2 separate regions of the Mus musculus genome follow, and region 2 is linked to region 1. A link is a contact called in ENCODE Hi-C or POLR2A ChIA-PET data. All regions are on one chromosome and are shown on one strand. The core of a region is the stretch at or near the end of the contact, and the rest is flanking DNA. Distances in the headings are between cores, read along the strand shown.

Evidence for each region. Hi-C counts contacts between places; a loop is a spot of excess contacts on that map. ChIA-PET counts read pairs that join two places held with the same protein, here RNA polymerase II (POLR2A).
Region 2: a loop to region 1 is called in a map of left cerebral cortex, with 7 times the contacts of the local background. The contact joins the enhancer-like site here to the promoter of Nlgn3 in region 1. A Hi-C loop is called at or near these places in 3 of 37 maps with a recorded cell type or tissue (all left cerebral cortex). POLR2A ChIA-PET finds 5 or more read pairs at or near these places in 1 of 5 experiments (Patski).

The regions. Positions count from the first base shown.
Region 1 is chrX:101,297,710-101,300,705 of GRCm38, forward strand. It overlaps Nlgn3 (neuroligin 3), which reads left to right and starts at 1,470. Exons shown (of 7, transcript NM_172932.4): 1 at 1,470-1,587. Med12 (mediator complex subunit 12) reads left to right here. Exons shown (of 45, transcript NM_021521.2): 45 at 1-1,225.
Region 2 is chrX:101,331,070-101,334,065 of GRCm38, forward strand. No RefSeq gene overlaps it. Among named protein-coding and RNA genes, the nearest start is that of Gm31385, 5.5 kb to the right of the region's middle. Within about 2 kb of position 1,407, at least 1 of the 3 ENCODE cell types and tissues checked has a DNase peak (open chromatin) inside an H3K27ac peak, as active enhancers do.

The DNA of each region.
Region 1 (2,996 bases), core at 220-2,719:
TAGAGGGGGGGCTCATTGGGCTGGAGAGAAACCAGTGCAACCCCATCATCCTTCCACAACACTCCAGATGAGAGTAGGGTAGAGATGCCAGACAATGCCTGTCATTGTGTCGTCTCATGTAGTCCCCACAAATACACCAAGCTAACTAGAGAACTTCTCTGAAGGGAACATTTCTAAATAGTTGCTGTCTGTGCGCATGAGATGGCATGTGATGTGACAGAAGTTCCGACTAGTTCTAGCAGGAAGAGAGACAAGCAGGATGCCACACCTGTTTCTCCCTGACCTGCTGGAACCCCATGTTTTCATACAACCCACCTTGGCAGTTTCCCAGAGTGACTGTTTCTCACTCTCAACCCAAAATTTCCTTCAGAGTCACTTTTGAAACAAGGGCTGGGCTGGTCTCACCATCTCTGTGGTCTGTTTGCCTTAGGCCCTCAATCCAAGGCTGCGCTGGGGGCCCCAGCTACTTTATGACAATTTCTGCTCAGCTAGGACTAGAAGAAGTCTACATTAGTCTGGTGGTTGGGTGATAACTGGAGGGTACCCCCAGGTTGGGTGATAACTGGAGTATACCCCCAATCTATAATTACACCCTATCACTGGGAGGTGTCAGTTATGCCCTTAAAAGCTTGAGTGCCAACTGATGAATATCCAAGTCATTTTTAAAAATATCTCTGAGCCCACAAAGCCCATCTACATACAGGACTTCCTCAAGTCGTGAGAAAGGAACGGGGCTCCCAGGTATGGTAAAGCCAGCACAACTGAAGCAGTTTTTTTCTTGACTTGCTCTATCCTGGAAGCAGCCCAAGGGGTAGAAGTTTGGCTAGGATAAGGGACGTTCAGCAGGGATTTAATGGTGTATGTGTGCTAGGTCAAGTGGATAGGTGTATTACATATAGAAACTAGATAAAAACATTAGCTATTGGGGTGGGGGTAGAAACCAGAATGGGGCGAGAACTGGTCTTTTGAGACTGAATCCAATCCACCTTGACAGAAGCAGCAGAAGTGAATGACATTGACCTCTGGGAGGTAACAGGATGAGGGAAAAGTGACCCCACTGGTGATTGCACCTTGGGTGGTGCTGGTGCTAAGGAGAGGTGATGCTTGCCAAATGAGGGCTTTGTGGCAAGAAACTGGATCTTCTCCATACAGTGCCTCAGTTTCTCCCTGTATCAAGGTCTCAAGCTTTGCCGATAAAGTTTGGATTTGTTTTCCTGGAAAATCACCTACCTGTCTGATAGCTTGGAATGTGAGGGTGGGGGACAGGAGCAGAGCTTGCCTGACGTGGTGGGTGTGTGTGTGTGTGTGTGTGTGTGTGTGTGTGTGTGTGTGTGTGTGTGTGTGGTGGGGGGATTGGGCCATGCCCCAGGACTTGAGCCATCACTGGCACAAAAGGAGTTAATGCCAGGGACCGCGCCCCCCCCACCCCGTGTCCGGGCACGCGCAGCGCGCCCCCTTGGTGCGCGGGCACAGCAGCCAGGCTGCCGGAGAGCTGATCTCGGAGATTCGGGTGCGGAGCCCTTGGCCTGGAGGCGATATGGGTGGTCCGTGGCCTGGTTCAATCGTTTGCAGCCGCCTAGGGAACAGGTGAGGCCGCCTGCTTCGGTCTCTCATCCTCTAGCTGCCCATACCTTTCCCAATCCTGTCCCCTCCCAATCCCGGGTCCCTCCACCTCCCCGGCCAGTGGCTCCCATCCTTCTCAACCCCGTGTTCTCCATAGGTACCCCTGACCTCCCGGCCCTCCCTCACTTTGCTTCTCTCCTCTACCTCCTCCCTAAATCCTGCATCCCTATCATCCTTCCGCCCATGGTTTCTCTATTTCTATCATCCAGCCTGCATGCTCACCAAAAAATACCCCTAACCAGAGCCCCCAGCCCCATTCAAGGATTGCACATTGCCAATACCCTCTCTCCTGCAGTGCACCCCCACACCCCTTCCATCATAGCATCTTACAGCCAGGTTCCCTCCCCCACTCTCTGCAGCCCCCCCACCCAATGGAGGCCTTTATTCTAGCCTCCCCATTCTAAGGCAATTTCATCCTCTAATATCGTTCCAAACCCACATAGCCCCCAATACTGCAGTTCTCAACACTGATCCATTCCAGCACAATGCCCCTTGCCCAAGACTGCTCCAGCCCCCAAAGTCCCCTTAGATGCCATTCTCATCCCAGCATTGCTGCCTCCCTTGTCTTCTCCCAAATTGCAAGTTGGACCAGAATGGAGATCTTGGCCTTGGGAACTAACTCACAGTGGGTCCTAGGGTACAGAGGGCATTTGGGGGTCGGTTGGTTTGTCTAGGTGTTCACCAGAGGGAGGGGCTGCAGCGAATTGACTCAACAGGGGAATTTGGCATTTGGCGCGGAAGGGTTACGGGAGAGGAAGGCCTCTAGAAAGGGTTAATGGAATTTGTGAGGTGGGGGCAGCATCGAGGGGGTTAATGGGGGGGTGCTGGCGGGGAAGCTGTGTGAATGAGCGGTCTGTGCCCCAGAGTTGCCATGGAGACGGTGAATGGGGGGATTGTGTGAACTCAGCTGCGGACTAACCCCCCCCCCATATACACACCCACCCACTCCCTCCTGCCCCACCTCCCTACTCCTACCCCTTCTTTCCCCTTCCCCTTCCCCTCCACCTCTCCACCCGGGTGCATTCTGGGCAGTGTCTGGGATCTCCCCACCCCATACTTTGCTCCCCATTTCCTCTAAGCCCCCATCCCTTTAGTCACTTTACCCGCCTGCCTGCTTTCCTCCCCATCTTTCTCTGTCTCTTGTCTCTCCCTCCTTCTCTGTCTCTGTCTCTCTCTGTCTCTCCCTCCCTGTCTCTGTCTTTCTCTGTCTCTCTTTCACACACACACACACACACACACACACATTCTCATTCCCCTCCCATGGTGGCCGATTGCCGATTGCTGGTCGGTCCCAATCTCCCTCCCCCACCCCTTCAGCCACTTCTTAAAGGAACAGGCCTGAAATCTCGGAAGGCGGGAGAAATGGGGGAAAA
Region 2 (2,996 bases), core at 157-2,656, 33 kb after region 1:
GATTCCTAGAAAGCTGCTTTTTTATTTGCATAGGCTCCAACTCTTCCCTGGTTCCCACAAAACGGGGGTCCATGAGTAAAGGCCCTTTAACCATACTCGCCAAGATGTGGACAAGTCCCTTTTTATCTTTCAGTTAAGATACTTTTCAAGCCTGGTGTGGTGGCACATACCTTAAATCCCATCACTCAGGAGGCTGAGACAGGCTGCTCTCTGTGAGAGGCCAACCTGGTTTACAAAGTGAATTCCAGGACATTGAGAGCTGTGCAATAAAGAAAACCATGTCTCAAAAAATGTTTCTTTTGGTTTTTCAAGACAGGCTTTCTCTGTGTAGCCCTAGCTGTCCTAGAACCCTCTGTAGACCATGCTGGCTTGGAACTCAAGAGATCCACCTGCTTCTGCCCCCACCCCTCAGTACTGGGATTAAAGGCGTACGCAGGCGCAGCTCAAAAAGACCCCCCCTTCCCTTTTGAGATAGGGTATCTCCATATTGCCCAGGGTTTCCTGGAAATATGTGGACCAGACTAGCCTCAAACTCACCAAGATCCTCCTGCCTCAGCTTCCTGAGTGCCGAGATTAAAGGTATGGGCTACCAAGCTTGGCAAGGGAACAAGAAAACTTCCCAAGTAATGTTTGTGGGTCACCTCATAAACAACAACACATTTTACACAGATTGACATATTTTATCTTGTAAATTGTAAAGTTTTAAGATTTCTGATCCTGAATTTACATTGAACCTATTCAAGGAACTTAATCAAATCAACTTTTCCAAACTAGAGAGGGCTCAGGCATTGGACCTCACTCACTACCTGGAGCTAAGCCTGGCATGGACCTTTAGGGATTAAGAGTGGTGGGCAGTGAGCAGGGTGTGGTGGCGCACGCCTTTGATCCCAGCACTTGGGAGGCAGAGGCAGGAGAATTTCTGAGTTCGAGGCCAGCCTGGTCTACAGAGTGAGTTCCAGGACAGCCAGGGCTACACGGAGAAACATTGTCTCGAAAAACCAAAAAAAAAAAGGTGGTGGGCAGAATCGGCCTCCCTTCCTGGTCTCCCAAGCCTGTCAAGACCCGGGTGGGTGCTTTTATTTTGTCAAGTGCTGCCCTCCTGTAGTTCCTCCAACCACTCTAGCCCAGGCTTCGTCCACCCCTTTTCAGGCTTGCAGAGGGGGAAAAAAGCCCAGGGAAGACCCCGCCCTTTCCCAGAGCTGTACGATGTGTTTAGAATATGGCTGATAACTAAGACAAATGTGCTTGCGAACTGGAAAAAAAACAACTTGGAATCCTGACAGCTTTCTGAAAATCCGGCCCCATGATGGCCGTCCCTACTCTTTCTTAGCTAGTCTTTCGTTTTAGTGCTCAAAAGTGGCCATGTGACCTTGACGGCAAACGCCATCTTCCTGCCAGGGGGCCCTGCGCGCGTCCGTAGCCTTGGCCGCCGCCAGCGCCCAAGCTTTTCGGATCTCAGCAGCTTTAGACCGCCTCCCAAGACCCCTTTTCCGGTCTGCGAGGCCTGAGAGACTCTCAGATCATTGGTGGAGAAAGTATGATTGACACCATCCCTGTCTAATGACTGGCTACCTCTTTTCCCGGCTCTGATGACTAGTTCCGCTTCCTTTCCCCGAGTCTTTTTGATGACTCATCCCTCTGTCTGCGCTGCGCAAAGTGGCCTTTCCCGGCCCCGCCCCTGCTGCCCGCCACCCTCCGCCCCCGCCAAAGAGAAGGAGCTTCGGGAATTTTATCTGAAGGCGCGCGCGCGCCCGCGCGCCCCCCTTCTCCGCCCCGCCCCCCGCCGCCGCCGCCAGCGTGCGCGCGTGCGTGTGTGTGTGCGTGTGCCTGTATGTGTGTGTGTGTGTGTGTGTGCCTATGTGTGTGTGTGTGCCTATGTGTGTGTGTGTGTGTGTGTGTACTTGAAGCTAAAACACTTATTTCCGCACAGGAAGGAGTCTCATTTCCATATAAGGAGCTTAACCCCTCACTGTCCTTTGAGGTTTCTGTCTTACTTGTTGGAGGCCGGGGAAGGAAAAATGATTGGGAGGGGGACTGCCTCGGCTTCCACTTCAGCCCCAGATCACAGGGGGCTGCCTTTGCTCCAGCTGCCAGCCACTCTGAGGGAGGAGCCTGGAAAGGTGGAGTTAGGTGGAGGCTTTCGGATCATTCTGTAGGTCTCTGGGGACATACGTGTCAATCATATAGGACAACCTTAACAAAGATTGTAATCCTAAAGAGGAATCCAGCCTTCGGTAGATAATGGAGAAAACAGAGAGCCCAGGCAGAGCGAAGAAGCTGCTGGATTCAGATGAAAGGATGGATGTCTACCTGAGCCAGGGGCCCTATGTCATCCATGCTCCTGCGTGCCCTTACAGCATGTTTTCCCCGACTGGGTTAAATGAAGCCAGAAGCTGTGTAAAGGGAGCTGGCTACACTTGTCTCCTTTAGGCTGCTTCCTGTAGTCTCGTTTTGCTTCTTCATGCTCAGACATCACTTCTCCGCCAAGTTTCTTATCCCACAGGTAAAGCTGCCTGAAAGTAGCAGTGTAGCCTAGGGTTTCATAGGCTCTGTGTGCAGTAAACACCCATAAGCCTGAGTATTGCATCAAAGAATGGAGATTTCCGAACCACATACACTGAGGTGTGGTGGTTAGGAGGGGGCTGAGTTTTTATCTTCCATCTCTAGTTCTCCCTGTAGAGGTCCCCTGGCTGAATCCCACCCACCGTTCATTTGCATTGTCCAGGCTCGACCCTCTACCTTCTGCATGGAATAGCCAAGGAACAGGAAAGAGGCAACATGTGTTTTGCCCATGCTGGGGTAAAGGGTCAGTGCAGACACAAATCCTCCTTGGCTTTTGTTTCCGATTTTGACCATTTCAAGAATCAGCACACGAATGGTGGAAATTTAGACTTTTCCCATTGCGCTGATAGGCTGTGTGATCCTCTGCCGGGATGCTGGGCTGTGGTATAATCCCCCTGGCAACTGGAATATTCTACTAGGAGACGTGTACCCTT